3 separate regions of the Mus musculus genome follow, and all the other regions are linked to region 1. Evidence: chromatin loops called from intact Hi-C (ENCODE). Cell type or tissue: left cerebral cortex. All regions are shown on one strand. Region 1 holds the start of Dpp6 (dipeptidylpeptidase 6). Region 2 overlaps Dpp6 (dipeptidylpeptidase 6). Region 3 has its middle 26 kb from the start of Gm7361.

Region 1 (8,000 bases):
AAATTACCCCTGAATGCAGCTGATTATACAAGAAGTTACCCAAGTCTTGGTTTTATACTAATGAACTGGAGTTTTGTTGGTCCACAGTTTGCTAGGCATAGAAGATGCTTTTTCTCTGTGCTTCCCAACTGCATGGCATGACCATAGCCTAGGAATTGGGTCCAGGTCCAAGTGGCAGCAGCTAACAGGGGACAAGTGTTCTTATGGTGAAAAGGTCAGCATCTGCCTGCAGCATGCTCATGCATGCGTGTCAGTCCCAAGGTCACTGGGTCAGGCAAAGGTCATGGCCCCCAAATTCTTGTGAGTGAGAGGATATCCACTAAATAATATCCCAGCATGTAATGGTTTTGAGTATGGGAATGGTGGCTTGCTTCAAAGATGAATCACAAGGCTAGAAATAAGCAGCTTACAATTGGAGTTCTGTGTATTCAACTTTGCTGAGGTCTCTTACTTTCTCCCCAAGCCCCTCTTTTCCTCAAATTCATAAAGAAGTGGAGATAGGAGATTAAAACTTTACTGGTTTTTATTGAGTTAAAATAAGTGTTTTCCTTTGAAACATATTGATATTTAAGTATGTTGAATAGTTGAGACCTAATTAAATTCCCACTTTGCCTTTAAGATCTTTCTGAGTGCAGAATTTACCAACTCCTTTGTGTATATGCACTGTGCAGTCCCTGTTTGGAATCTGTGCAGAGCCTACAGCCCAGGTGATCCTCAGTAGCCATCCTGCAAAAGTGGACAAGTAACCTAGCAGAAGGGGGTTGGTGACTCAGAGTTAAGAGCATGATTCTCCTGTATGTTTTAGCACTGTATCTTGTGGATATCCACATGTTTGTTTCATTTGTCCCATATCTAGAAGGTCAAAGTGCTGTTATCTGGAAGGACAGATGCCTGATGCCTCGGGAGAGAAGCTCTTTCAGGGTGTGCTACAGTGGCCACTTTATAGCACCAATATCAGTGGTCAGAAGGGGTAAGAGTCTTGGAGGTTCCGTTGTTGTCAGTTTAAAACATCTGTAGCATCTGCTGGATTGGCTGATAGCTCATGCTTGTTTATGGGGTCTCATGTTCGTTACAGGGATCAGTGTACACAGAAACAATCATGAGGCACAACAGAGAAAAGAGAGCAGGCTGACATTGGTTTTAAACAGTAAAAAGGAGTGCAAATCTGTACATGAAATAGCCCACAAATAAGCCAGAATATGTTATCCATTCACCACAGTACAGTTTAAGCCTCACATCTGTCCCTCCTAGGTAGAAAAGTTTGTCTCATTCTTTTCCCTGGTTCTTTTAAGAGTTTTATAGTTTAATGTTTGTATTATACCTGTTTCTCTCTCTCTCTCTCTCTCTCTCTCTCTCTCTCTCTCTCTCTTTCTGTCTCTCCATGTGTGTGTGTGTGTATGTGTTCTGTAACACACTTGTGGAGCTCAGAGCACAACCTATAAAAATCAGTTTGTAGAACGTGGAGATTAACCTCAGACTTTCAGGCTTGGTCGTAAATACGCCCGTGTAGCTGCTGAGCCATCTCAACTGGCTCACAGTTTTTATTTCACAAATGAGATGGTCAAAGCCAAGTTGAGCAAAGGAGCTTTGACCTGTTTCCTTCTAAGACTCCAAGATCCAGTCAAAAGCCCTCTGACTTTATTTTCCCTCATAATGCTTCATTCCTTACATTGTTGGGGAGGGTTTCCCAGAGGTCAGACTTGATTAATTATGTGTGATAAGCAATAAGTTTATCATTTTCTAAATTCCCATTACCTCACTCACAGTACCGTATTAACCTGCTTAGTCTTGCCCAGGGAATGATGCAGTGCTGCAGTCTCTACATGTACTGTGCAGTTTGTGTGCCCGGATTTAGGGGAAGACTGGGTCTGCAGGCACTTTGTCATAAGTTCATGGCTTCACAGTCCCTTAAAATGGCCCTGTGTGCTCTGTGCTCCCTACGGAGGAGAAAATGACTATGGCCAAGGTCTCCACTCAGCTGTGTGCCTCCATCAGTGTACCAAGGGATGCTCTGCACACACACAGCTCTCCCTGACCTCTGTTTCTTTCAAGCCAGCCTGGCCAGGCTCTGGCTCCTCCCCCACCCCTCCCATCTTCTCCATTTCTCCTGTTCATGCTCCAGATTTGCCTCTCTGGACAGAAAATGTTACTTTAATTCCTTCTCTGATTATAAGTTTTTATGGCTTTTTGTTTTAAAATATGTTTAAATAGGAATAATCTGTGTTTTCAGAGTAACTTGAATTTAAACTTTGACAAAAGTTGAATATTTGCAGATTCATCAGAGAAAATAAATCTCGAATGTCAAGACACACACACACACACCCTTTCTATCAACTTACTGAACTCATCATTAATACATGGTTCAATCTTGGGGCTGGAGACGTGGCTCACCTGTTAAGCACACACTGTTAAAGAGGACCTGAGTTGAGATTCAAGCACCTCTATCAGGAAGCTCACAACTGCTGGAAAGTCTAGCTCCAGGAGATCTGACACCTCCAGTCTCCAAGGGCACCTCATTCGTGTGGACATACTCATGCAGAACACATAATTACAAAAAATATTAAAAATCCTAGCTCTTTAAAATTCTATTATTAATTCACAATGGTTAACAGGCACTTATCTATAATGTTTTGGATACCATAGCCTATATGATTTCTACATTTTGCATAAGTGTATTAACATTATATAAAAGGTTATTTCTGCTTGTGTAAACCTGTACATGTGTCCTTCTTATATAATAAGGAAGACCAAGGGACATCCATAATAGTAATGTTAGAATCCTTGACTGCATTGGACATGAACCCTTGTAAGGCAGGACTTGCCCTTCCAAGGTGCTAGCAGAGCAACCTTCCATGTAAAGAGCTGGGAGCCAGGACTTCCTAGATGGCACTTTTAGTTTAATGTCCTTATTCAGTGGTTATTGTGAATGTGGCGTGGTGGGAGTAGCGGCTGGGATGCAGCCCCAATCTCTTCCTATTTCTTTTTAAAGGGAAATGTCTCTCATGTGCTTTAGTAGCTGTTTATTCGTGATGGGCTCAACAGCTGCAGAGAACAGGATGGGCCAACAAAATTCTATGGAAAATGAACATCCACATTGAGAGCTTGGGAGAGAAAGGCTGGAAGGAATGAGAGGCAGTTACAGCAGAAAGCTAAGCTTAAACAGGGCAGCACAACTTCCTCCACCGAGGGTTCTGTAAGGCTCTCTCCAGGCTTGAGCCAGGGAGGGTCTGAGGTCCTAGGCCTTCTGAGTCACTAACTCCCCTATGATTTAAAAATTCTCAGTACTGACAGGGAAGCTAGGAAGGCTCATAGAACACCACGGGGTAGTGGGCAACATCAAATGGGCTCACTGTGTTTGTAGGTGTGGGCGGGAGGGGCTGTGTGTGTGGGGGGGGGGCTGTGTGTGTGTGTGTGTGTGTGTGTGTGTGTGTGTGTGTGTGTGTGTGGTGGGGGCAGCTATGACTGTGGGCAGGTGCTAGAATTCCTGTGAGTCTCTCCAAAGTCCCAACCCATGGTGATGCTGGTGTAAGGAATGAGCTAGCTTATCGCAGCTCAGCCTCTAAGGCCTGGATCAGGGGACAAAGAAGGAGGTGGAGCAGCCAAAAGCCAGTAGTGCCCAGAGGCTCAAGAAAAACAAGGGTTCCAGAAGCCTACAGGGAGGAATCCAGGATGCAAGTAGAGGGAGATGCCAGACATGGCCTAGACTAACAGTCAGACACAATTTGCGCATCTCTCCACACGAGGGCACTTGAGCACGCTCGAATGCACCAAATGAGTTTGTTATTGGAAGCCCTATGTGCTGCACAGCGTTCAGTGTCAAAGAGCCCCTCTCACTGCATCTCAATGTCAAAATGGGGTGGAACAAGGTTTGGAAAGGTTGCTGACTTCCAAGCGCTTTAGCGTTTCCCCTGTATTTACACAAAGACAGGCAGGCTGGAGCCAGACATACTCTGGGAAGGCCTTGTTCATGAGGCTTGAAATAAGCCTAACCAGGAGTTCTGTTGCCTGTTCTAGACTTGCCCTTCCCTTCTTCAGATGATCAAAAGAAAATATATCTTTTTTTTTTAATAAAAAAAATCTTAGGTGATGAAGGAAGGTGGGTCCGGGAACAAATGTTTCCCTGAGCCTACACTTTACAGGCCTTCCTTCTTTTCAGTGGCTCCTCCTATGCCCTTCAACTGCATTTCTACCCAGGCTCTCCAGGGTCTTTGTCAAAGTTAAGCAAAGCCCCAAATCCAGAAGAACATTACTAGGCGGGAGTGCCTGTCAGGCACTGGAAAACAGCTGTGCCCTGCAACCCAAACTAGATGCTATGGGAGCCACGATCCGGAAGCCCCGGGGCCCCAAGGCAGTTAAGGTTTCTTTGCTCAGCTCTGGCCTCTTGTAATGCTGTTCTCTCTCGCTGGGACACACGGCCTCCAGTCCATCTATGAGTGCCCCAGCCCTGAACCCCCATCCACAACCCAACTGACATGAGAAGGAGTCTTCCTGGGACTGGAGCTTCCCTGGTGCCACCGCTACAGCGGGAGCTGGCTACCCTACTGAGAAGGAAAAGGAGGAGCTGTAAGGGGCCGGGCGGGGATGAGAAGAGGAGCTGGTATCTAGTTGGTGCCAAATAATGGGGTCTAGACATGTCCCCTCCCTTAGTGTGCTTCTGGTATCTTGCTTTCCTCTTTAGTGAGGCCGAACATGGCCATGGCGAGGACTTAAAAAAAAAAAAAAAAAAGCAGAAAGAGAAAGCGATCACTCCGACCCTTGGCTTCTGCGCTGCCGGGGAGGGGGCGGAGAAGCTGAGCCAGGCAGAGTCGCTCAACACCCAGGCGATTCGACTCGCGTGTGGCGCGGAGCGGCCGGGCTCGCCTTTCTTCTTTCCCCACCGCCTCCTTTTCCCCCTTCTCGCTTTTCTGCTGGAGGGGGTGGGGAGTGGAAAGAGAGACAGAGAGAAAGGAAATTTTTTTACGAAGCATCCTAACCAGTGAGCCAGCGCACGGCGGCCCATGGCTTCGCTGTACCAAAGGTTCACCGGCAAGATCAACACCTCGCGCTCCTTTCCGGCGCCCCCGGAGGCCAGTCGCCTTCTGGGTGGCCAGGGGCCCGAGGAGGACGCGGGCCCGAAGCCCCTTGGGCCGCAGGCGCAGGCGGTGGCGCCCAGGGAGCGCGGCGGTGCTGGTGGCCGGCCCCGGTTCCAGTACCAGGCGCGGAGCGACTGTGACGAGGAGGACGTAAGAGCATCGTGGTGGGTGGGTGGCGGTGGTGGTGGGAGCATCGGCGGGATGCACGGGCCTGACTACTCCTCAGGGTCTCTGGGTCCCCTGTGCCAATCTTTGCGTTCCTTCCTGATGTGCCAGATCGTGCTCAGACACTCTCCTTGGCTCCTGATCTCAGTCATCATAGTCCAGAGCAGATCTTTGCGGTGGTGGCCAGGAGTTGGTAGCAGGAAGGTTTTTGGAGCTGCGCCTGCTGGGATGTGGACTATGCTTGGAATTCACTAGATGTCTGTTTGTAACGGCAGCCTGCTGTGGTTCTCAGGGAATTAGATGTGTGTATGCGTGGAGTTGTGTTTTTAGTTTAATTTTCTGCTTTATGGCTCGGGGAACAGCTAGTTCAGGCTGCTTTTCTCTTCCTACCACTTGTCACAGCAACTATCCAACCGAGATGACCCTCCTCTCCTCTCCACTCTGCCCCCCTTTCACTGTCCCCAGACACCTTCTCTCTACACCCAAGGATTAGACCTATGGTGCTCTTATAAAAAAGAAGTCCTGGCTTTAGAGCCCTGGCCTCTGACCCAGACCCAATAAAGCTCTCACTACGCATACTAATTGGGGCTGCATGCCTGTGATCCAGCAACTCAACTTGGACCATGCTCCTTCCTAAAGAAGTTCTCAGAGGGGTCTCTTACTATTGAGGCTGGAAGTCTGAGCTTCAAAGACTGAATTTGCATATTCACCTAGCAATCAAGGATTCTTTCAGGGTAAGAGTGGCCACAGAAATGGGTCAAAGGTCTTGTACTGAGCCCTCCCAGCAGTTGGTACCACTAGGACTTTCAGGGAGTGATTTTCCTGAGACTTGTTCCCAGGGACAGAAGACAACTCCCAGGTGAGTCCTCAGGCAGGCCCTTAAAGACAGCAGTGCAGTATCTGTGGGGTTACTGGGGTCCTTTTTCAGTGTGATTCTGCAGCTCCTGGGTCTTTGCCCAAGCCTTTTAGTCTCCTTCACTCTTGCAAAGCAGGGCAACCCATAACCCTGGAGGAAACAGGAAGTGTGCCCGTGAAACATCTAGGGTCTCAAGTAGCAACACTTCAGTGTTTAGTAATTTTTGGTGCAAAAGATCTGCACAGAGCAATGATGTATCCTTCCATAGGACTGGGGGGTCTCAATTGCCACATCTTACAAGACCAGGGAGGCCATGCTACTGTTAATTGCTGGGTTTGTGGGTTGTTTTATGATGGTATAGGGACTGCCACAGAGGTAACAGGAGTTGGTGGGAGGCCCACCCACAGCCATGCATCATGCATCTTTTTTTTTTCCTGGTCATTTCCAGATTCCCCTTTCTAGAAAAAGATACCACAGACTAATGTCACTCTAGTGGATCAGTTAGGGAAAAGAGACAGATTATTACACTGGTTTAAAGAACTAGAATTCTTTGAGGGTGGTATTGAACAATAAATAATTCTGGATGATTGTATTTACTTAGCATCCTGTGGATATAACTGGGTTGCAATGCAGGCAAGAAACACACACACACACACACACACACACACACACACACACACACACACACTGAAATCTGGCTTAAAAGCTTTGGATTATGGGTCTGGGATGAGTTTGCTTTGCTAAGCAGGCTCTAGATGTCGCTAGCAGAATGGACAGACAATGCTGGGAGCATCAGCGGGTCTCCACCCATCTGGCTTGGTTTGTTTGTTTGTTTTAAAAGATCCTAGCTGAGAGCTGGCAGCTCCCTCTTTTCATTCTGGTGCATAGCTAGAACTGCTTTTCAAGGCAAGTTTGAGGTCAGCATCAGTGCGACAGACATCCACCATGAGAGTTCTGAAGGGTGCCTTCCTCCAACTCAGATACATCAAGTTCAAACACTGTGTTTGTGTCCTGCAAGAACCAGAAACGTGTATGTGCATGCAACCATGCACATGGGCATTGGTCAGGTGTGCTTAGTATTCTGTGGTGTGTATATTTTTTTCCATTATTAGGCTATGATACATACATCCATTTTCTACAAAGCAGCAGTTGTGAGGAATAAAGAAGCATGGGGGGCAGTGCTCATCAGGTGCTTTATCCGTAATACAACTGTCATGTGAAGCGGTCATGACAAAAGAGTAGATTTCAGCTGCTCTTACCACAAAATCAACAAAAATAGCCATGTGAGGTGGTGAACAAATTTGTATACATTCTCATCAACCTTTTCACTTCCTACATGCATCTATAGCATCATGGCATTTACCTCCTATGTACTCAAAGAAGCATTAATTAAGTTTCTGATATAGAGTCGAACTAATGACATAGAGCTAGATGTAGCCTCAATTTAAAAAAAAAAAAACTTCCTTTTTAAAATTTGGCAAAACATTTACCAAAAAACAGAGACACAAATCAAATCATCCTTCTTCCAAGAACTTCAAGAGGCTGCAGTTTGCATGCAATTAAAGGTAACTGATAAACTCTCTTTGTATTTAAAAAACTGCTAGATATATCACGATTGAAGGATCTCATATTACACCTCTACCTCTCCCTGTCTCTGTCCCATGTCCCTCTCCCTCCTCTCCCCCTCCTCTCTCCAAACCAGAAAGCAGATATGTGACTATTTTGGACCACTTTGCTATGCTCACTAGCACATCTGGTTGAGAGAGAGAGAGAGAGAGAGAGAGAGAGAGAGAAAGAGAGAGAGAGAGAGAGAGAGAGAGAGAGAGAGAGAGAGAGAGAGAGAGAGAGAGAGAGAGAGAGAGAGAGAGAGCGCATAAGAGAAGGGGGGGGGAGAAGAGGCTCCTCAT
Region 2 (8,000 bases), 600 kb after region 1:
ATGCTTTTTTTCCACTGTATGGTTTTAGCTCCCTTGTCAAAGATCAAGTGACCATAGGTATGTGGGTTCATTTCTGGGTCTTCAATTCTATTCCATTGGTCTACTTGTCTGTCGCTATACCGGTACCATGCAGTTTTTATCACAATTGCTCTGTAGTACAGCTTTAAGTCAGGCATGGTTATTCCACCAGAGCTTCTTTTATTCTTGAGGAGAGTTTTTGCTATCCTAGGTTTTTTGTTATTCCAGATGTATTTGCAGATTGCTCTTTCTAATTCGTTGAAGAATTGAGTTGGAATTTTGATGGGGATTGCATTGAATCTGTAGATTGCTTTTGGCAAGATAGCCATTTTTATTACATTGATCCTGGCCCCTAGCAAACACTGAAGCGGATGCTCACAGTCTTGCAAACTTTATATGCCTCATTACAGGGGAATGCCAGGGCCAAGAAGTGGGAGTGGGGAGGGGAGTGGGGGAAAGGGTTTGGGGGACTTTTGGGGTAGCATTGGAAATGTAAATGAAGAAAATACCTAATTAAAAAAATAATTTAAAAAGTAATAGTTACATCAAAAAAAAAATCTCAAAGCCCACCCTCTGTGACATACCTCCTTCAACAGGGCCACACCTCCTAATAATCTAAATACTCTACCTACTAGAACCAAACACTCAAATATATAAGCATGGGGTGGAGGCGTCTCATTCAAAGCACCACATCATCCATACAGGTGAACTCCCAACCTCAACCCACAGCAAAATGAAGTAGGCAAAGGACACCTGCAGGGAGACATAGGAAACACCCAGCATGCCCTCATATGACACCAGTAATTTGCCCAGGAAATGCTTAATACATATTGATGGACAGTGGACTAATATGAAGCCTGTATGGCTAGATGTGTGATGGATGGATGGATGGATGGATGGATGGATGGATGGATGGATGGATGATGAATGCATGGAGATAAATAGATAGATAGATAGATAGATAGATAGATAGATAGATAGATAGATAGATAGATAGATAGATAGAGTTGTAGGGATTAGAATAGATGAGTGTGGGGTGGATGGGTATGTGGATAGATGGATGGGTGGATGGATGGATGGATGATGAATGCATGGAGATAGATAGATAGATAGATAGATAGATAGATAGATAGATAGATAGGTATAGTTGTAGGGATTAGAATAGATGAGTGTGGGATGGATGGGTATGTGGATGGATGGATGGATGGATGGATGGATGGATGGGGTGGGATGGGTGGATGGGTGGGTGGATGGATGGGTGGGTGGATGAATGGGGTGGATGGATGGGTGGGTGGATGGATGGGGTGGATGGATGGATGGGTGGATGGATGGATGGATGGATGGATGGATGGGATGGGATGGGTGGATGGGTGGGTGGATGGATGGATGATGGATGGATTAGGTGGATGGGTGGATGGGTAGGTGGGGTGGGTGGATGGGTGGATGGATGGATGGATGGATGGATGGATGGATGGATGGATGGGGTAAAATAAGGTGGGATGTGTGGAGTAGGGTGGGGTGGGTGTTTGGGTGGATGGATGGGTGGATAGGTGGATGGGTGGATAGATGGATGGGTGGATAAATGGACAGACATTGTGATAAATAGATAGGCTTTTGCTACACTAAACTAGCATACACAGAGGACTGCCATAAAATTGGCTCTGCCACTCCTCAATGGATGCTTTTACTGCTGCATCGTTAACTGTTGAATACAGAGCCCACAACTGCCAAAGCATATACCAGCTCTTCACACGCCCTGACAGCCAGCCCTGCTGTATATCCAACCCCACTAATAGAAAAACAAAATAGAAGCATACTTCAATCTTGGTCCTCAGTGAGAGAGAAACTACTGCGAGGCATTAAATAGCCATCTGTCTGAATGCACTACGTCTCTATTTTCTACAATGCACTCAGCTGCATAGATAGTTGCATGGTAACTCTAGAAAGACCCAGACAGGACTGTGGACTTCCCTGCAGGCAGCATTGTGCTCAAAGCTGTCCTCTACTACAACACATCCCCTTAAAAACAAATTCCTTGCCAGGCAGCGGTGGCACACGCCTTTAACCCCAGCACTTGGGAGGCAGAGGCAAGTGGATGTCTGTGAGTTCAGGGCAGTGTGGTCTACAAAGCAAGTTCCAGGACAGCCAAGATTATACAGAGAAATCCTGTCTCCAAAAAAATATCCCTCTCACAGTATGTTCAGTCCCAGCTTGATGCATGGAACATCATCATTGCTTTAAGATGCTGGAGTTAAGTCTCAGCTCTCTGTGTCATAAGATCAGTAGACTTTGTCCTCTTCCCCCTTTATTGCCACAGGCTGTCAGAGCTGTGCCAGAACCTGAATACCACAATGTGGCATGGCACATTAACCCCTATGAGAGAGACAATGCCCATTCATATTTTATGGCAAACAATGGACTAATCAAGAATTCATCCACTGCTCACCAGCAAAGGCCTCCTTGCTCTGATCTGATGGCATCTCCTTAGCCAAAGTGCAAGTGCCCCTTCCACATGCTCACAGGCAGAGCCTGCTCCCCTCTGGAGCTAGAGTTAAAGACCTGCTCATCCAGCCCCCATCCTACCTGTGAACCAGTGACTAGCCATGAGTGCCTGCATTTTTTAAGTAGGACTCTGCTTTCTACAGCAACTGCCCTGAGTACTGTGTGGGCGACTCTGAGTGGACATCCACCTTTAGGATAGAAAGACTGTCAGAAACCTTTCCAACTTGGGCCTGGTGGAACAATTCCTGCAAGGGAAGGTGCTGAAGCAGGAGCTGCTCTGCCATTGAGGAGGCAGTGACATGAAAACCCACTCTCAACATTCACAAGTGCATCTGCAAAGCGGGCTTGGAGGAGCGCTCAAGGCTGATGAGATGGCTCTGTAGGGGACAGCACTTGGTGCCCTTCCTGAGGACCCAAGTTCCATCCCCAGCACCCACATGGTGGCTCACAACCATTTGTAACTCCAGTTCCAGGGAACTAGTGCCCTCTTCTAGCCTCTGCAGGCACCAGAAAAGCACATAAAATAAAAGTCAAGGAATCTGGAAATTTACCTGAAGGAGATAAAACTTCAAATAATGTTGATAACAAGTTCAACAAAGCTGTTTGCATCAAAAGAATAAGAAACATTCCATACTGTATCCAGGCACATTTGTCCAGAATATTTAATGAGATGAGGATTCACCAAACAAGCTCTATACTTCGATAACTTATGCACCTGTTACTAACATGCAAACGAACAGTCAATATGGATGGAAACTGCTGAGAGTCAGATAAAGTCATGAAACTGAAAAGAAGCAGGGGAGAAGCAGCAGCATTGCTCACAAGAACCATAGCTTCCTGTTACTTGTAGATGTGACATCGCTATCACATACACACGACTCTCACATGCCTCTCTGCCTTTGGCGTCTTGCAGCCACACCAGAGTGCTCCATCCTTTCTGTGCCAGCTCCACCCCAGCTCTCTCAGAAAGCTTATACTTCCCATCTTGCTTTGTCCTCTCCCTGAAATGCCTCCCAGTTTGTCTACATTCTTCAGCACTGCATCAGTCTAGCAAAGCATCTGCCCATTCAAAGGACACTGATTAGGGGCAGGACTGGAAAGAGAGACCTATAGTTTGATGAAAATTCCACCTAGTTATACAGCATATTTTGTTATATCTATCTACCACTATCTCCCTCCAACTTCCCATCACCCCCTAATTCCATACCTTCCTTTCTTCTTGTTTCTGATAACCCCTGAGTCTGATTAGTGCTGTACAGACACGCATGCTTATGTGGCTATTCACCAGGGCGTGAACTACTTATTATCAGTTATATCCCCAAAGGAGAGTGACTCCCTCAGTAGCCTTCAGGTGCTAATAGTTTGTGAGGCCATGGGTCCTCTCCCTGGTCCATGCTGGATGTTGGTTGGCTGGATCTTGTGCGGGCCTTGTGCAGGCAGGTACAGCTGCTGGGAGGTCAGCATTCCACAGCTCCCCTGTCAGCTCTCTGATCTTTCTTCCCCTCCCCTGCGCTCCCAATAGTAACATAAGGCTACTCTGAGCATGGTGGTGTTTTCAGGTTTGGGTAAAATCCAGCATGTGGCCTCAAACTGAGTTCACCGAAGCTTGGGAACAGAGCCATCATCCCCAATCCTGGCTATGTCTTCCTTAAAGAATGAAGAAAAAGAACTGAGCCCTCATTAGCCCAGGTTTGAAGTCTCTCCAGCTTGGTTCTCTGAGGATCCTCTGCACTGTCCCTCACTCAGGACTCCTTCTCCCTTGCCCTCACATGCCCACCTCTCTGCCAGGTCCTCCTTCTCTCAAACAGCCAAAGTGTAAGCTTTGGTAGGACTATAACGTGAAACTGAAGTCAGTAGAGCCCCAACCAGAGTATGTAACATCCTTCCAGACTGCCAGGCCAACCCCAGTGACCCTGCCTTCGGTTTTAAGAGCCCAGCTGGTGGGGGATAGGTGCTGAGCATTATATGACTACCCATAAGGACATTGACCCCACATGTGAATGACCCCATTTCAGAACCCCACACCTACACACACTGACTGGTGTACGCAGAAGGGGTGTAGCCATCTTCTGGTGTTTGTTGGCCCTGCTCACACTCTTGTTTGTGTTCTCAGGGAATATTACATCACCATGGTGAAATGGGCCACCAGCACCAAGGTCGCTGTGACCTGGCTGAACCGGGCCCAGAATGTGTCAATCCTGACCCTCTGTGATGCCACCACGGGTGTCTGCACTAAGGTACAGTACTGAGACAGAGAAGGGGGTAAAGGAATGGCCATAAAATAGAAGATGCCATCCAAATCCTGCTGGAGAAATGTGAAGCCTAGCTTAGCTCTGTCATTGACATTATGTCCAGCCTCTGGTTTGGTGCCACCTGGTGGACAAGTCAGATATTGCTACAAGATCGGGGTTGGGGGGGGGGGCACTTCAGAAGTGTAGCCATTAATCTCAGGGGCAAGGGTCTGTTTCCCTTCACACTGGCTGCTCTCCTGGGAATACTGCTCTCCCTGTTTTCTGTTGCTCAAGAGAGGAGGGGACTTGGCCAGGACCTGACCCTTTCTCTCTTGCAACACTGTAAAGCCAGGTACCCCAGCACAGGTAGGCAGGTCCAAGCAGACCTGCAGTGTGTCTAGGAACAGGAGCATCCCAGGGCATCCTTTCTTCCTGGCCAGGGCAGCAGACTCTCCCCCTGCCCTACAAGCCAAGCTTCTACAATGCTGAGCCGCAGCCCCAAGAAAGTCACCTTGTATTGAATTTAAAAGACCAATTGACACTCTAGACAGACCTTCTAGAAACTCTTTTTTTTTTCCCTAAGTTTCTATTTTATCTAGCAAGAAAAACACCAGGCTTGCCTATGCAGGTTTACTGAGAGCTGTGAGCCCTACCCAACAGCTCTCAGTACGCTGACCAGGAGGTTCCCTAGGAGGTTGCAATGACCTGCTCCTGCCTCTGACACCTCAAGTTGGCCTGACATTTGCCTACCATTACTGGAAGCAATTCTGGGTGTTTCTGATGGGCTTGCTGGAGAAAAAAAAAACTCAGGCAGAGCTCAGTGCTGGACACCACTGCTGAATGTCCAAACCTTCTCTGTGCCTGTCCTGCTATGCCCACCATGCATGCCACTGCCACCCACAGTCAGGAGCAGCACCAGCCTGGTGGCATCTCAGGTGACAGCAACCAAGCAGAACACCATTTGGTGTCCAGGCATGATTGGTTTGTGTACTTTCATACACAGCTCTGGAGAGCAACTTCCATATGTGCCTTGCCTCTTTTAACTGACTTTGTTTCCCAGAATTGCTTCATGAAATTATAAACTGCAGTTTTGATCCACATTTCTACTAGCAAGCATTGTACGCACTTATGTGCTCGCGTGCATACACACACACACACACAGAGTTCCAAACAGTGCAACATCTGAGCCTTCTGAAGAAGCAGCCTAACAGGACACACAGCTCAGTGGTGCCTGCCTGAGGACACTTGTGCTAGGATGTGAGCCACAAAGAGGGATTACTGCCACACTGAGAAGCCCTGGTGGCCACTGTGTTCAAGGGCAGCTGCCACGTAGGTAAAATTAAATCATTCTATGTACAGTGCACACAAACAAAGGGCCCTTTCTAACAGTCCAATTCTATTTCAGAAACATGAAGATGAAAGCGAAGCCTGGCTCCACAGACAGGTAACTCCACATACCAGCCTCGCATTCTCTCCTCACCTTGACAGGGGTGGGTACCATGGTTTCATACAAGGAATCACTTGGGGAGTCCCACCTGGGATCATCCAAGCGCATGTGCTACTCTGACTGGGACAGTGTAAGCCCAGCCCTCTTCATCATCCCGAGAAGCTTGTCGGGCCCTGCTGTAGAAGTCAAGTTCCCTGGATGACACTTTCCCCCAAAGACAATGATGGGATAGATCTCATCTCCCAGTCAGACGATGTATTTGGTGGCCTGAAAATCGTGAGCCCAGAAAAGCCCACTATTGACCAGATGAGGCCTACAATGACTAAGCAGATTAAAGTGTGGTTGGTACTCCATTTATTCTTAGGCATGTGACCTCCCTTGGAGAGATATTTCCTCAGAAACTGGTCAGCAGAATCATCTCTGAGATTTTGTTTTCCATTCCATAACTCAGGCTCTGGGAGCTGAAGATTACAAGGTTAGGGGTTTGAGGTATGGCTCACTGGTAAACTCTTAGGCGAGCAACATGCCTGAGACCCTTGGCTCAGTCACCAACACTGAAACAGCGAGGTCGGCCAGTCCATGGAGATCAGGAGGTGCTGAAGAGTTGGCTCCATGGTTAAGATGCAAACTGCTCTTGGTGAGGACTGGAGCTCACATCCCAGCCCCAGTACGTAATGGTCAAAACTGCCTGTGTCTCTAGCTCAGGGGATCAGACACTCTCTCGGACCTCTGAGAGCCTCACACTCGTGTGCACAAACCCCTACACAAATACACATCATTTTTAATTAAAATTTTAAAATTAAATAAACTTTAAAACTAAGAGCTCTCGGGAGAAGCCAAGGCAACCCACCTTTGATACAGTTTTTTGAATTACTGTACTCAGAGAGTGACCCCCCCCCCCCAGCACTGGTATGTTCTAATGATTCTATTGTCTCGTTCCACACTCTTGTGTTAGAAAGAACAAAGTTCAAGGAACTTACTTCTCTTTTATTCCACCCGAGGAAATAAAAATATCTTCAAATCCTGTAAGAAAAATCAAAACAGATTTGAATCCAAAGAGTCGTTGCAGAGAGGGCTCGGGGTGTTGCTCCGAGGCAGAGCACTTGTTTTGTGTGTACAAAGCCCCAGGTTCTATCCACAACAAAGTAAGAAAGCAGAACTGTGACTAAGAAATCCAGGCATTTGTTTTTATTGACCTGAAAGATTCTATCCATGAAACTCCACCTATCAGCAGCAGCCTCTGTGGTATTTACTTCTTCATTGCTATGAGAAAGCACAATGACCAAAAACAACCTCTGAATGATATTGGTTTATCGTTTCCAAGGGGATAAGCATTCATAAGGGTGGTGGGGCATGACAGCCAGCGAGAGGGGCATGTAGCAAAGACAGAAAGCTGAGAGCTCATGTCTTTAAACACAAACACAAAGCAGAGAACAGACTGGAATGGGATAAGGCTGTGGCTTTCAAGGTCTGCCCCCAGTGTCATACTTTCCCAGCAAGCTGCACCGCCTCCCAGACACCACCTCCCCTGAGGACCGATGGTTCTTAATCCAGAAAATGCGCTGAGTGCCAGCATATTTCTCTCTCTCTCTCTCTCTCTCTCTCTCTCTCTCTCTCTCTCTCTCTCTCTCTGCTTCTGGCTGTGGATGCAATGAGATGAGCTGTTCACACCCCCACTGCCTAACTGTTCCAACCATGATGGACTGTACTGTCAAACCAAATCGGAACAAACCCCATTATCTCTTAAGTTGTTTTTAGTGAGGGTATTTTATCACAGAAATTTTAAAGTAACTAATACATAT
Region 3 (8,000 bases), 770 kb before region 1:
GCATGGTCCTCACTAGTACAACAGCAGTGTCTTACAGACATATGTAAAGGACAGGTCCTTAAAATACTGGGGAAAGGGCTAGAAGGGAAGAAAAGGTAAATAAAAACAAACAAACAAACAAGGCAAGATGTCTAGTAGAGACAACACTCAAACCCCCTCAGTTTCTCCTTCTAACTTTCTCCTCAAGCGTATGGTTGTAGACACCAGGAGTGTTAATGCAACTGGATGGTGACATCATCAGGCCTTCCAGCTATAAAGGATGTGAGTGTCTAGGTTCTTGCTGCTTTCTGCTGAGTGGGGGCTGAGCTGGGGTCTTGGAATGGAAAGGGCCTGACAAGCCATCTGTGGGCTCTGCAGAGGGGCCAGTTTGTCTTCCTCTCAGACTGCCTGCAGCTAGCTAACTAAAACCTTGGGAAGGGCTTCTGAGCAGAGGACTACAGTGGGGAGAAGGCTTCTGGAAGGGACAGGGAGCAGGAGCGGTGTCAAGTGAACCTCAGTTACAGTTTCATCTTCTTAGGTCAACACAGAAACCAAAGGGTTGAAAGTGGAAGTAACCAAGAGCGGAGGGAGCCCTGATTACCATGTGACACATCTGGATAAGTGTCACTTCACGATCAATGGCATTCAGGTTGGACTTTGCAGTGAAATCATAGCGGGTTCATGGGCCGCCTGTTTGACAGTGGCCACTGCCTTCATTGACAGGGGGCTTCCAGTGTAATGTAAGATGAGGCTGGTTCCAAATGCATAAGAGGTCAGGAGTTTTGAGCCCCTTCATGCAAGAAGTGAGTGGCCTTCCTGAGGGACCACGGCTGTGGGCAGGGCCAGCATTTATACTCTGTGCTTTGTCTAGGTCTCTTGTCTCTGTGCCTCTTTTCTGCTGAGGTCCAGGTTCTGTAGTCCCTGAGCACCTCCCTGGATTGGGTCAGGAAGGGCAAGTCCAAAGAAATGAAATCTGTCTTTTTCCATTTGGCAGTTTGCAAAAGTCTACTAAAACGAAATCGCCTGATATTACTTCTCTAGGCCATGGGCAAACAGCCAGAAGGGGGAGATCTGATTATCTCCTAAACTCTGCCTTGCCCTCTCCCCTCGCCGGCGTTATCTGTGAGGAGCAGGAACCATGATCCAGCCACTCCTCTCTTCCTTTCCAGACCCTTCTCTCATATCCCTGCAGCTTGGTCTCTGCAGCTTTGAGATGTCACTAAGCCTATTCTTGAAGCTGCATTCTTTTCTCAGCTTCTCACCTTGTCCCCTTTGCCCTCTGAGTGGGTTCATTCACTTAGGAAACTGTATAACCCATTATCTGACATCCAGGACTCTTCTGCAAAGTCTCGGCAGAGGCACAAACCAAGAATTCTTGTGGTGGTTTCCATGTTGGGAAGGGCTAGATTATACATGTCTGGGTACTCTGAGGTCTCGGAAAGAACTGTCAGCACTTTCCCATCTATCAGGATTTATATTTTTATGATCTCAGCTTTGAATTTAATGTGGATGAAGGGACAAAATTGGTTTCAAGTCTCACAGGAACCTTGACCTTTAGTGTGAGGAGTTTACTGAACCAATTTATTAAGCCTCTCCATTTCTATATTTGGAAAGAGGATTTCCCAAGGAAAGTGATGGGGGTCCTCTAGTTTGTACTGAGCTATGAGATAATCACTCCATAGCCATCTGGTAGCTGTGGCAACCATGTAGCCATGGGTGAGTAGTAAGGGCTTCTCTCTGCAGTTTAGTGGAGACAATGTAGTTGAGCTGGGTTCTGCAACTAACTTGACTGTGCCTTTTGGCTGGCTGCTGGTGTCTGAGTCCTTTATATCTTGGTAGTACATTCCCTTGGCCTTATCTATCTGTGATCAAAAAGATCTTAGGAATCCCTTTGGGTAATTAAGTGTTGAGGGACTATCGAACTTTTAGATTCATGCTTCACTCCCCTGTTCTGGGTGTCCACCATACCATGTTCCTTACATGTTTGGGTTGTGGTATAAACTTCTAATTTGACATGAGATAGTCTAGATGTTGCAAATACCATGACAGTTGAGTTTCAAATGTTTTTCTCTATTGATTAAAATGGCACTGGATGCAAACCTGTATTTATGTACTTGACACTACATTCACCATTTCTCTCAGTTCTCCTTTCCTTAGTTTTGTAGTCTGAGACTGTCTGAGAAGGAGCCAGATTGAGCTCAGCCATTCCTGAGGCAAGCTTATTGGGAATGGTGTCCTGCAGAGAAACCCACAACGCTGGGCAGCACACACCAAAGATGGTATGCCCAAAACACTGAGCAGCACACACAAGGGGCACACACAAGGGGCAGTGTCAAGTAGAGACATTCATGACACAGCAGCACACACCAGGGGCAGTGTCCTGCAGAGATATCCATGATACTGGGCAGCACACACCAAGGGCAGTGTTCTGTAGGGATATCCATGATATTGGGCAGCACATGCAATATGGTGTCCTGTTAGGTGCCCATGACACTGGGCAGCATATGCCAGGGGTGGTGCCCTGTAGAGCTGTCCCTCATAGTCTCCATTTGTTTGTCAGAATAAGACAGTCTCCTTGAACCCCACTTTCTCCCATCAGATTGATTGTCTTATGGAACATCTATTCACGAAGCAGGACTCCACAGGTCACCTGACACCACTCATGCCCCATGGTAAGTGTAGCTCTGAATCCCATTGCATTCAGGTATCATAGCCATCCATATCCCCTTTGATCATTTATTGGACTGATGGCTGCCTTTAGTGGCTTTCATTTGGAAGCAGTCATCAGTGGGTAGAATTATAGGACTTGACTCCTGTATTCACCTTGCTCCTTCTGTCCTCCATGTGGGTCAGTTCCTTCAGGCATTGTTGGGGTTCTCTCTCTGGTGCATTGCTTCAGGGCTCCAGTCTGCACTGGGCTATGTCAACATTTTCTAGCAATCTGGTAAGGTCAGCTTATAGGTCCTTCTAGCTAGGTCTGGGGAGGAGCCTGAAAAACAACCTCTTAGGAACTTGCTCTTCCCAGTATGCTGCTGAGCTCACAGGGCCCACAAGGTGGCGCATGAGCTGCAGCTATGGAAGATGGCTGTGGACACGTAGTTTTCACACAAGGAAGTCAGAATGTCCATATGGCTGGCCTTTTCTCTCACCTCACGGTTCCATGCTTAAATATTTCCATCTTATATCTGTCCCTAGGTTTTTCTCTTGTAAAAGCAGGCTCGGTTTCCTGTGGTTTCTCTAATAAAGCAAGTGGAAGTTGTTTAAATTCTTGATAACTTGATTTCATCCCGTGGACTCCAGCAGGCATTGAATTTGTTTTTAAAGCCCTACTACCTTAAAGTGATATTCTCTAGTGTTTGGAAAAAAAATCTCATGCTCAACAAAGGATTGTATCTAGACCACATAGGGAACTCTCAAAACCAAAAATATACAATTCTGAAGGGAGCACTGCCGTCCATGTGACCTTATGAAAAAGACATTTAAGTGACTTCCAGATCTGCAGATGAGATGGTTACAGGACAGGGGAACAGATCAGTGGTTATTGAGCAGAGCGGGGTGGGAGGCAAAGGTGTGGCTGTATGTGGTGGCATCGGTGCACCTTGTGATGTTTGGCACAGTTGAATATTAACTTCAGGGAGCTACTGTATGGAGCTATACTTTAAAATGTTCTAGACACAGCTGAGCTTGTGTAGGGATATCTGAACATGCTCTGGGGATTTCACCAGTATCCAATCCTGTTGTTGATGTGGAGTGTTTAAATAAGATGCTATCACTGGGGGAAACTGGGTGACAGTTTCCCTGTAAAGGTTTTGCAACTTCCTGTAGCGTTTTTTTTTTTTTTAATTTGAAAATGCTTAACTACAGAAGTATGTGTGTGTGTGCCCAAACCCTACTTTCTGAGCACATTTCAATATACTATACGATTAACTATAGCTCTCATTAGATGTCTAGACTTAGTCATTCCACATAACTGAATTCTGTGTCCTTTGACCAGAAATTTTTCAAAGTAAGCTAAAAAAAAAAATGTACTGGAGATGAAAAGAATTAAGAAAAAGGTTTACAACAAAGCTGCCATGGTGAGAAAGACACTGGGCTGGGCCTACCATTGCTGGGTTCAAAGTCTGATATGTCTGCAACAGGCAGATGGTCCTGATCAGTGCACTTCGGACCCATGGATCTTAATTGCCTGTTGATACCAAGCAGGTTATGGCTATGAGAATTTTAACTTTTTATAAGGGGACTCAGTGGACTCAAGGAGCTGTTACCAGGAAAAACACTCTCCACAGCCTTGAGCACAGTCAGCATGTGGTAAGGGTTTGCCCCCATGCAGCTGACAGCAATTAAATATTTCCAGCTAGCTAAAATGAGAGGGGGCTTACAAGTGTCCCTCTTACAGACAAGGAACACATATTTGAGATTACTAATGAGCCTCACGACATGTTATAAATGTGTACTGGAAGATCACACAGTGACCTGTAAGTATGTACAATCGAAGTTAAAACAAATATAGGTGGGCTGCAGACAGCTCAGGAAGGAAAATGTATAAAATGAGACTTTGAGTTGGGACCTCTAGTGTATGTGTAAGCAGACAGTTGTGGCAGTGCACACCTGTAATCCTGACACTTGGGAGGTAGAGGCAGGAGGATCCCTGGGGCTCCCTAGCTGGCCAGTCTAGCTGAATCAGTGAGCTGAAGGCTCACAGAGAGACTCAATTTTCAGGGAATAAAGTAGAAAGTAGAGGAAGATACACAAAGTCCTACACCTGATTTCACATACATATTCCTTATGTGCACACACACATACACACACACACACACACACACACACACACACACACACACACGCGCGCGCACACTTCCTCACTATTGAGGAAGACACCTGAAGTTGACCATGTTCATGTATATCCATGAATACATACACATGTATACTGCCCCAAGCACAAATGACACAAATATATGTTATGTTATATGACACAGATGACACAAATGACACAAATATATGTTATGTGCTGGTTACTTTTTGTTAACTTGACATAAACTAGAGTCACTTAGACTCTTGACATAAACTAGAGTCACTTAGAGTACCTCAACTGAGGAATTGCTTCCATCAGACTGTCCTGTAGGCAAATCAGTGGGGCCTTTTATTGATTAATGATTGATGTGGGAGGGCCCAGCCCACTGTTTGTGGTGTCATCCCTGGCCTGGCGATCCTGAGTTGTAAAAGAAAGCAGGCTGAGAAAGCCATAGGGAGCAAGTAAGTGAGCAGCACCCCTTCATGGTCTCTGCTTTAGTTCCTGCCTCCAGGATCCTGCCTTGAGTTCCTGCCTCCAGGATCCTGCCTTGAGCTCCTGCCTCCAGGATCCTGCCTTGAGTTCCTGCCATGACTTCTGTTTATGATGAAGCTGTTATATACAGATGTTATATATAAGCTGAAATAACCGCTCTCTTCTCATGTGACTTTGAGGAAGTGTCTGTCACAGGGACAAGAGCAACTAGGATGAAGTTGCTATCATGTGAACCTGTGTTCACATATGGAAACCCTGTTTATTTTCACATAAAATTTGGCCATGTTTTTAGACTTTTTACCAGACCATTTGGAAGTCATTCATTTGTATGTGTGTGTGTGTGTGTGTGTGTGTGTGTGTGTGTGTGTGTGTCAGTATACAAGTATAAGCATTCTACATGTGAGCTACATCCAAGCCCAGGCTTGTTCTTTTCGTAGCAACTTGTTTACAGGGATAAAACTAAGATAATGTCCCACCACCTTCAGAAAAGCTTCCTTTCCAAGGAGAGAAGAGAGAGAATGCTCAAACTTATTACAAAGTTTTCCCGACCAAACCACTGTCACTGGAGACTTCGTTCTCTGTGTCCACTGTGGAAAGCCAAACTCATCAACAGACTTGAATTCTGGGTTTGGAAATCCCTCTTCCCACTCTCACTTGAAGACATCCTCTCCCTAGACCTGTTGAATTTCCCATTTTCAAGATTGGGGTTTTGTGGCTACTCCAAGGTTATCTTGTTGCTATTTATTTATATTTATTTATGAGATATTTATTTATGAGACAGGGTTTCTTTGTGTAACTTGCCCTGGCTGGCAAGAATTCACTCTGTAGACTAGGCTGGCCTCAAACTCAGAGATCTGCCTGCCTTGCTTGGCCTTCCCAGTGCTGGAATTAAAGGTGTGTACTACCAAGTCAAGCTCTTGTTATTTTTGCATTCTGAGCTGAACCATGAAATATTTTCCTTTTCTATTGAAAACACTGCCAGGCTGTAAAAAATTGAAACTCAGGGACTGCAAAGCTAGTAATTGGTCCATTCTCTCTGCTCATAACCCCAGCATGGGTCCACTCTCCTCTGCTCTCACTACCTCCCGCCCCAGCATGAGTCTACTCTCCTCTGCTCTCACTCCCCCTACATCATGGGACCACTCTTCTCTGCAATCACTCCCCCCCACAGCATGGGTCCACTTTCCTCTGCTCTCACCACCCACACCATGAGTCCATTCTCCTCTCCTCTCACTCTGCCCCCAATGGGTCCTCTCTCCTCTGCTCTCACTCCCCCTACAGCATGGGTCCACTCTCCTCTGCTTTCACTCCCCCCACAGCATGGGTCCACTCTCCTCTGCTCTCACCACCCCCACCATGAGTCCACTCTCCTCTCCTCTCACTCTGCCCCCAATGGGTCCACTCTCCTCTGCTCTAACTCCCTCCCCCCATAAGTCCACTCTCATTTGCTCTCACCAACCTCCCTTGGGTCCACTCTTCTCTGCTCTAACTCCCTCCCCGATAGATCCACTCTCCATGGCTCTCACTCATCTCTTCTAGCATTTCCTCCCTTCCAGATTCCCATGTTCATTTACATGTACTTTTAGCTCTTCTATGTCAACAGAGTCCTACCTCCAACTCTGCAGAAATGCATGCACATTTGCAGGTTATTTACCCTGTGAGCTGATAGAAGCCCCTACTGGATGAAGGGAATGCCACCCACTAATTATTCACATGATATGAAAAAAAAAAAAAAAACCAGCGCTTGTTAGCAAGGATGCCACTTAGCCAGTTGGCTTGTGTCTTAGTTAGGGTTTTACTGTTGTGAACAGACACCATAACCAATGCAAGTCTTATAAAAGACAGCACTTAATTGGGGCTGGCTTACAGTTTCAGAGGTTCAGTCCTGTATCAAGTCAGGGACATGGCAGCATCCAGGAAGTCATGGTGCAGGAGAGGCTGAGAGTTCTAAATCTTCATCTGCTGCTAGTAGAAGACTGACTTCCAGACAACTAGGGTGAGGTTCTTAAGGCCAGGTCCACAGTGACACACCTACTTCAACAAGGCCATACCTCCTAATAGTGCCACTCCCTGGACTGATCACATACAAGCTATCACATTTCACTCCCTGGGTCCCTTAAGCCTGTCCAAACACATGAGTTTATGGGGGTCATACCTAAACATAGCATAATGCAAAATACATTTAATCCAATTTCTAAAGTCCTCATAGTCTATATAGCAGTCTCAACAATATTACAAGTTCAAAGTTCAAGGTCTCTTCTGAGATCCATCCAATGTCTTAATTTGAATCCCCAAAGCAAGACCGGAAACCAGCTATGAAAACTTCAAACTCTGCATCTCCATATCTGATGTCAAAGCAGTCGTTAGATGTTCAACTCCTTTTTCATCTTTGTTGACTGCAACAACCTTCTTTCTCCTAGGCTGTTTCCACTCCCTGTTAGCAGCTTTCCTCAGCAAATAGCCCATGGCTCTGGCATCTTGAACATCGTGGCATCTCCAAGGCAACTTCAATGTTACAGCTTCTTGTTTCAATGTCTGGGATCCACACATGATCTTCTGGGCTTCTGTAAAGGACTGGTGTCACTTCTGCAGCTCTGTCCTCTGTAGCTCTAAGCTCAGGTCAATCCCCTCCACTGCTGCTGCTGTTCTTGGTGATCATATTACTGGCATCTCCTAATACACTGGGGTCTTCTGCTGCAAGTAGGCTTCACCAACAGCCTCTCATAGGCTCTTTTTA

The links. Hi-C counts contacts between places; a loop is a spot of excess contacts. Peaks named below come from ENCODE experiments on the same cell type or tissue, not always from the same donor. Only the 100,000 strongest peaks of a DNase experiment are listed, where the experiment ranks them.
Region 2: a loop joins it to region 1, with 11 times the contacts of the local background. A loop is called at or near these places in 3 of 42 quality-filtered maps.
Region 3: a loop joins it to region 1, with 5 times the contacts of the local background. A loop is called at or near these places in 9 of 42 quality-filtered maps.

What each region holds. Positions count from the first base shown.
Region 1 is chr5:27,044,592-27,052,591 of GRCm38, forward strand. Dpp6 (dipeptidylpeptidase 6) reads left to right here and starts at 4,608. Exons shown (of 26, transcript NM_207282.3): 1 at 4,608-5,222. The coding sequence starts at 4,998. In left cerebral cortex, CTCF peaks have their summits at 3,742 (motif pointing right) and 6,848; DNase peaks (open chromatin) are centred at 3,741, 4,506, 4,919, 5,364 and 1 more place; H3K4me3 peaks cover 1,568 bases; H3K27ac peaks cover 1,438 bases.
Region 2 is chr5:27,647,544-27,655,543 of GRCm38, forward strand. It overlaps Dpp6 (dipeptidylpeptidase 6), which reads left to right. Exons shown (of 26, transcript NM_207282.3): 11 at 4,634-4,757; 12 at 6,157-6,195. Among named protein-coding and RNA genes, the nearest start is that of Gm16058, 98 kb to the left of the region's middle. In left cerebral cortex, CTCF peaks have their summits at 4,895 (motif pointing left) and 5,101; DNase peaks (open chromatin) are centred at 4,792 and 7,847.
Region 3 is chr5:26,279,468-26,287,467 of GRCm38, forward strand. No RefSeq gene overlaps it. Among named protein-coding and RNA genes, the nearest start is that of Gm7361, 26 kb to the left of the region's middle. In left cerebral cortex, a CTCF peak has its summit at 3,032 (motif pointing right); a DNase peak (open chromatin) is centred at 3,038.